2 separate regions of the Mus musculus genome follow, and region 2 is linked to region 1. Evidence: chromatin contacts called from ENCODE POLR2A ChIA-PET data. All regions are on one chromosome and are shown on one strand. The core of a region is the stretch at or near the end of the contact, and the rest is flanking DNA. Distances in the headings are between cores, read along the strand shown. Region 1 holds the start of Nt5c3b (5'-nucleotidase, cytosolic IIIB). Region 2 holds the start of Acly (ATP citrate lyase).

Region 1 (3,347 bases), core at 495-2,994:
TAAGACTAGATCCAGGGGCTGGAGAGATGGATCCGCAGTTAAGAGCACTGACTGCTCTTCCAGAGGGCTGGAGTTCAGTTCTTAGTTCCTACATCAGGCAATTCACGACTCTAAACTCCTGTGACCTCCAAGGGTATCTGTATGTCTATGTACCCCACTCACACACATACACTTTAAAATAATAAAAATAAACCCAATAAGAAAACCATATCTCCTTTACTGTAACAACTTTTAAAAAAGAATGATGGAAGAACAAAACCAAGTGAAACTAAGGAGCAAATCCAGAGTGTCTCGAATGGTTGATAAGCTTCCTCTGACCCAGACTCCCTCTGTTTTTGAGATAAGGTCTTCCTATCTATCCTTGTCTGGCTGAGACTTAATATGTAGAGCAGGTTGGCCTCGAACTCACAGAGATCTGCTGCCTCTGCCTTCTGAGTGCTGGGATTAAAGGTGTGCGCCACCAACACCCATGCAGCTTCCTTTTCCTTGCCTAAGTGACCTTGAACTCTTTCTGGAATCCAGGCAGCCTCTGAACTTGGGATCCTCCTGTCTCAGCCTCTGGGATTACAGGTCTCCCCACACTGTGTTTAAGGAACGGAGTTTCTTAAGATTTCAGTCCTGGACGCTGTGGTTCAACCCCAGAAGCATACCACAGCCATGTTTGAGCAAAGAAGGGAATGACCCACCTCTTTGCGACAATCCTCACTGATAATTTTGCTGTTATCCAGAATATCTGAAAAAAGAAAACACACACACACACAAGACTCCCTTTATTTGCTCCATAGCAGTTGTCATCTTGAGCCCTACAAGGAAAGCTAAAATGTGACTTACTGTGGGAAGAAGGGCATCGCTGTCCATTGTAAGCAAATCTGCTCAGGGTCATGTCAAAATCGGAAATCACCTAAGAGACAAAGGGCGGATGATGGTGGTTGACTAGGTTGACTGACTAGGTTGACTAGGTTGACTGACTAGGTTGACTAGGTTGACTAGGTACTGGTCTATCCTGGCCCTTGCCTCAGCCTGGGGTAGCGGAGGAAGTCTAACCAAGCTGCAGCAAAGCCTTTGCAAGGTTAGGGAGAGACAGAAGAAAGAAGGAAAAAAGTGACATCCTGTGTCAGGACACGAGTTAACCCTGAAGAAAACAAAGTCCCCCAAATGTGGGGGTGACTTTCTGTGGCATCTTTATACACTGGTTCTTTCTTAAGGTGCCTTCCGACCTTTGTGGATCTCCCTTATCTTCGACTGGGGGAGGGAGGGGGGCCTCCACCCACTTGCTTTCTAAAACCAAGCGGCAGGAAAAGGGTCACATCTGACTACTCTGAAAGTTGGCTACTGGGGGAGGTAGGCTCTTTCCCGAGGTGAACCAATCTGTTTGTCCATGACCACCCTAGGGCGCAGGCTCGCAGAGCGCGAACCCCAGTTGGCGGGAAGGCCGCAGGGCAGGCACCCTCCCGCCCTACCCCAAGCCCCGGTACCTGCAGGCGGTCTCCTCCGCCCCTGCGAAGGGCGCCCACAATTTCCTGCACCCGTCCGGGCTGCCGCATCAGGACCGTGGCCTTCATCAGGCTGCTTACCTGTCGTGAGACCCAAGAGACCCGCTGACCCGAGAGCCGCGATGGGCATCAGGACAGCTGGGTCTCTCCGCACCCGCGATCCCGCCACGCGGGACCGTCCCCGCCCGTGGCCTCACCTCCTCCGCCATCACGCCGCTGGCCTGGTGGGCGGCCCCGAAGACAGCGCCCGCCTTACAGCCACACTGCGCAGGCGTCGCCTCGCACTAGTCGCGTCGGTCTAGGAGCTGCAGGCCGTTTCCAGGCTGGCTCCGGATACTGGCAGGAGAAGCAAGAGTGGGGAGTGCGGGGGTGTGTGGGGGAAGATGGTCTACTGTGTGTGGGGGTGGGGGAACGTTGGGGGGCGAGGGGGGGGAGTACCAAGACGCTGGGGTCCTGTATGTGGGCTGGCTGTCATGAGGCTTTGGTGTGTATGGGCGCCTGTCACTCACTCTTTCTGGAACACAAATGCAATCTTTACTGGGGTTGGGGGTCACTGCTTAGTGAGAGAGTTCTTGCCTGCAGGTATGAGGCCCTGAATTTCATCCCCTGCATTGCAAAGAACAACCCACTAGGTATTCAAGTGCATTTTGGACAGGGGGTGTATCCAGGAGACACTTCCCTAACTGGCTCTTCATCAGCACCACAAGCAAAGTAAGGCAGTAAGGCATCTCAGGGGCTGGAAGACCCTGGCCAGCATGATATTTGATCAGCTCTGCTTCTGCCTCTGCACCCATGGGGAGCCCAGAGAGAGCTTTGGAAGGATGCTGCAGGGAGGTGGGGACCCAACCTGAAGATGCAACAAGCAGCAGACTCAGTAAAGGCTCAATTGTGTTGGTGGTCACAGTTCTGCCCTAGGTCTGAGGTCGAGGAAAGAGATGTGGGGTGGTCTACCTGTATGTTCTGGGGGGAGGGGGAGGAAAAGAAGGGGCAAGAAGGGGGTTCCAGAACCTGAGAGCACAATCCTGAGTGATCTCACTGCCCAGGATTCTGGAACTTGGGCTGCCTGATGGTCCCTATATGAAAGATGTAGTAGGGAAAAGGAGCGACAGCTGGCTAAAGGGGCCCCCCATAACCCTCCCCAACACCCCAGGAGAGCAGCCTCTCTCCCCTGGTCCCAAGGAGCCATGGAGATGGAGAGCACCGCTGCCTCCACCCGGTTCCACCAGCCTCACATGGAAAGAAAGATGAGTGCAATGACCTGTGAGATCTTCAACGAGCTCCGGCTTGAGGGCAAGCTCTGCGACGTGGTCATCAAAGTCAATGGCTTCGAGTTCAATGCCCACAAGAACATCCTCTGTAGCTGCAGCTCCTACTTTAGGTACACCGGAGGGGGGGGGGGAAGCTGAGCCGTGTCTCCCATCACTGAGGCTCTGTGTTTGTTTATAACTGGTTTGAGCTGTTCTCAAGTCTAAGCTTTGTAGGTTGACAGCATGCCATTGCAGCGTTAAAAAAAAAAGTTGGACAGACCTGATCCTACACTCTAGATAAGGCTCCGAAAGGACCAGTTTATAATCCAGGCATAGTGGCTCAGGCCTGTAATCCCAGCAACTGGAGAGGCTGAGGCAGGAGAATCAGTAGTTCAAGGGCAGCCTGGGCTATAGAGAATCTATTTCTAAAACAAACAAACAAACAAAAAAACCAAAACAACAACAACAGGAAGATAGTAAATATCTTTTTTTTAAAGTTTGTATTTATTCATTTATTTTATAGATGGATATCTTGCCTGCATGTATGTCTGTCTGGGCCACATACATGATGCGCCTGAAGAGGCCATAAGGGGACATTGGGTCCCCT
Region 2 (3,347 bases), core at 369-2,868, 87 kb after region 1:
CACACGCACCTATACACTTAGATATATGGACACACACACTCACATTCTCTCTGTCTTTGTCTGTCTCTATCTCTCTCCAAGAAAGGGATCTTTTGAATTGAATGGGCTATTTTCTACAGTGACTGCCTGAGGACTGAATTCACTCACTGAGGCCCCAGGAGCAGCCCAGAGGGAAGGGTGAATGAATGAAGCCTGCTTTTAAAGAAGACTCCTCTGGGACCCACTGAGGAGGGTCGACAAAACACTCTCACTTTAAGGGCTGGGGAGGGGGAGGGGATGACAAGCAAGCAATCCCCTATAGCAAAGGAACGGACAGAACTCTTCCGAGTATTCCCTGCTACAGCAGACAGTGTCTAAATAGAGATTAAAAACAGCAGCTACTCTGTCTTCAAGGCCTCCTTTTACTGCCCCCCCCCCCCGCAGAGGGGAGCGTTTAAGCAGCTTTCTAAGAGGTGGAAATGATCTTTCCAGGACAGTTATCTCTCGATAGTAAAGAAACCCGACATGCTGAGCAAAGTTAAAGCGGGGACAGACAGGGTTGGCTGGCAGACTAAAGTGCCTTATGCTGTCCTTTCCAAAATTATGTCAGGAGGGATCCCTCATAGCAGAATTTCAAGACTGAAGAAAGCAGCAAGCTTTGGGGACCAGACCTCTGCCAGGCCTGACAGGAGGTAGAGGTAGGTAGCATCCTTTGCACACACGCGCGCCCGCGCACATACACACACCCTAGGTGCTTGTCTCATCCAGACTCCTGAGCACTCCGACCATCTGTTGTTTGGGGGCTACACCAGTAGGGAGCTCCTTAGCAGGGAGAGCCCATCCAGCGCCGTCGCTCCGGAGCCAAGTCCTCGCAGCAAGGCCTCAGGCACTCTGAAGCAGCACGACCCCGCGTGGCCAGGGCCCGCTCCCTACACTTCGACATAGAGCTTAAGGGATTCACCACAGAACTAACAGGACAGGCCTGCTTGAGTCCGGCTTGCGAGCGGCCGGCGTGGAGAGAGTAGCCACCGCCATCTCTACTACCCGCCCCGGCATCCGGTGGGGAACCCGAATGGGGCCCAAAAAAGTGTCCCAAAAAAAGCCCGACTAGACTCGAGAGCTGGCCCTGGGTGGAGCTGAGAAGAAGCAGGACGCGCAAAGGCAATCCGGAGGAGGGAGAAGTAAGGTCGGTGGCAAGCAATGTGCAAACTCCCAGGAACTAGAATAGGATTGGGAGGGTGTAGACATGCGGCCCGCGGCTGGGGAGAAGACTACTATAAAGCTTAGACCCGCACAAAACTTCCGAGCAGGTGCAGGGAGCGCGCGGGAGCGCCCAGCCAGGGAGCCCGGAGGTGGTTCCGGGTTGGGGGAGGGAAGCAGGAAGCTTAGTGGGTACTGGGGGGTCGCACCCGCGCCTACGACTGCCGTACTCACCTCTTCGAGAAAGCCTGAGTGTGGCTCTCTGTCCGTAAGCACCAGCTCACCCCAACTCTTCGGATCGCTCCAGCCGCCTGCAGCAGCCGGGGATCCGGCTTTTGTTCCGGCCCAAGTGGGCTCCTCCCCGCCCCCCATCAGCTCACAGGCTAAGCAGCCCGGCGATTGGGCACACGCGTTCCCTAGCCTGAGCTCTAGGCTCCTCCCCATTCGCTGCTGTGGTGGCCCCGCCCTCAGGCCTGACCTGGGGCTGATGGGACTTGTAGTCCCGGACGTGGGCGGGGCCGTGGGCGGGGCCTAGGATGGGGAGATGGGCCGGGCGGCTCTAGGAGGAGAACCTACGAGGCTGGGGGCTGTGGCCTGATCGTTTCAGGGGCTGGGCCGGCCAGCCGCCGGGTTGGGTAGCTGAGGGAGGGGGTTGTTGGCCCAAAAGGCTATAGCACTTCTCCCTGGACCTGGCGTCCTCTTCCTCCCTCCCAGGAGAGCAACTGACGTTCTTATCCCAGGCTCTTGTAAGCCGCCACACCAAACCCAGTGCGTTAGACCTGCTTTTGAAAAGCTACGTCTGCTTTCCTTTCACACGTGTCGCCTCTCCGCTCCTGGAACCCTCCCCAGGGAATTTACCAGAGCCAGTCTACACGACCACGCTACACAATCAGACTGTCCGACCTAGGACATAGATTGGAGGAAGGGGTAAACTAGTGAGGCCAGAAGGACGCCAGTCCCAACGCGAGTCCTCTTACAGGCTCACCTGAGCGCGGATCTGGGCGGAGCTGATCATTTATCTGAGATTAAAACTTAGGACTGGGGCCATCCCTGCCCAACCTCTTGCTCCCTCCCCCAACCTCAAACTAAGACACCGAAAGCAATGAACAACCTCCTCTTTTCTGTTACTTGCGAAAGATAGAACATATTTTCCAAACCCAAAACTGGAGCGCCCAGTCTAACAGGTACCCGAGAACTTCTGGGGCAGAATAGATAAATCATAAGGTCCTGGAAATCAGGAATTCACTGCTTCCCTGGAGTGGAAGCCTCTCTTGCTTGTCCCCTAGTCCCAGTATGTCTTCCCAGATGGACCCAGAAACTAACAATTTTCCAGCTCTAGGAAGGAGGCCAGAATCATCCTTTAATCAGCTCAGGTGATGCGTCAGCCCAGGGTGCAGAGAATCTGCATGGCTGTGCCCCTGGCAAAAAACCCTGGGTCAAAAGCTCCCTGCAACAATGTTGCAACACTCTCCTGGGCAAACACTTTCCCAAGGCCCCCCACTCCCAGGCCCTTTTCGGCCAGTCTTTGGATGGCTGAACTTGTAACACCCATTCTTGACCAGCGTGTGCTCCTTTTTTTGTTTGTTTGGGTTTTTTTTTTGTTGTTGTTGTTTTGTTTTTTACGAGACAGGGTTTCTCTGTGTAGCCCTGGCTGTCCTGGAACTCATTTTGTAGACCAGGCTGGCCTCGAACTCAGAAATCCGCCTGCCTCTGCCTCCTGATTAAAGGCGTGCCACCACTCCTGGCTAGCGTGTGCTCCTTGATGACGTCTTTTTTTTTTTTTTTTCTTGGTCCCTTCCCTAATACTCATTCTTTAGAAATAACAGTTTAGAGTGCCCCTTGCTCCTGCAGTTGAGGGAGAGGCCTAGAACCTACCCAAATCTCTGTGAGTGATCACTTCTCCCCAAGTAAATAAATATCGTCTCTGAAGTTGCTCAAATTCAGGCCCTGGAGGACAGCAATTCAGAGTTTTTATTAAAGTCTGTTTGTTTTCTGTTTGAGACAGAGTAACATGTAGCCCAGGTTGTTCTTAAACTTGTTGTTTAAATAGAGAACAACCTTGAATGTCTATCCTCCTCCTGTCTCAGCTTCCCAAACGCTGGAATAAGTCGTGGACCCTTGGGACTAGCTAGTCTTCACCAGCTAACCAAAAGACTGTAGTTAATGTG

Evidence for each region. ChIA-PET counts read pairs that join two places held with the same protein, here RNA polymerase II (POLR2A).
Region 2: POLR2A ChIA-PET joins it to region 1 with 15 read pairs in Patski. The contact joins the promoter of Acly here to the promoter of Nt5c3b in region 1. POLR2A ChIA-PET finds 5 or more read pairs at or near these places in 3 of 5 experiments (Patski and embryonic stem cell).

What each region holds. Positions count from the first base shown.
Region 1 is chr11:100,439,354-100,442,700 of GRCm38, forward strand. Nt5c3b (5'-nucleotidase, cytosolic IIIB) reads right to left here and starts at 1,745. Exons shown (of 9, transcript NM_001102650.2): 1 at 1,691-1,745; 2 at 1,476-1,574; 3 at 832-901; 4 at 687-733. The coding sequence starts at 1,702. Klhl10 (kelch-like 10) reads left to right here and starts at 2,571. Exons shown (of 5, transcript NM_025727.3): 1 at 2,571-2,871. The coding sequence starts at 2,678.
Region 2 is chr11:100,526,382-100,529,728 of GRCm38, forward strand. It overlaps Acly (ATP citrate lyase), which reads right to left and starts at 1,619. Exons shown (of 28, transcript NM_134037.3): 1 at 1,414-1,619.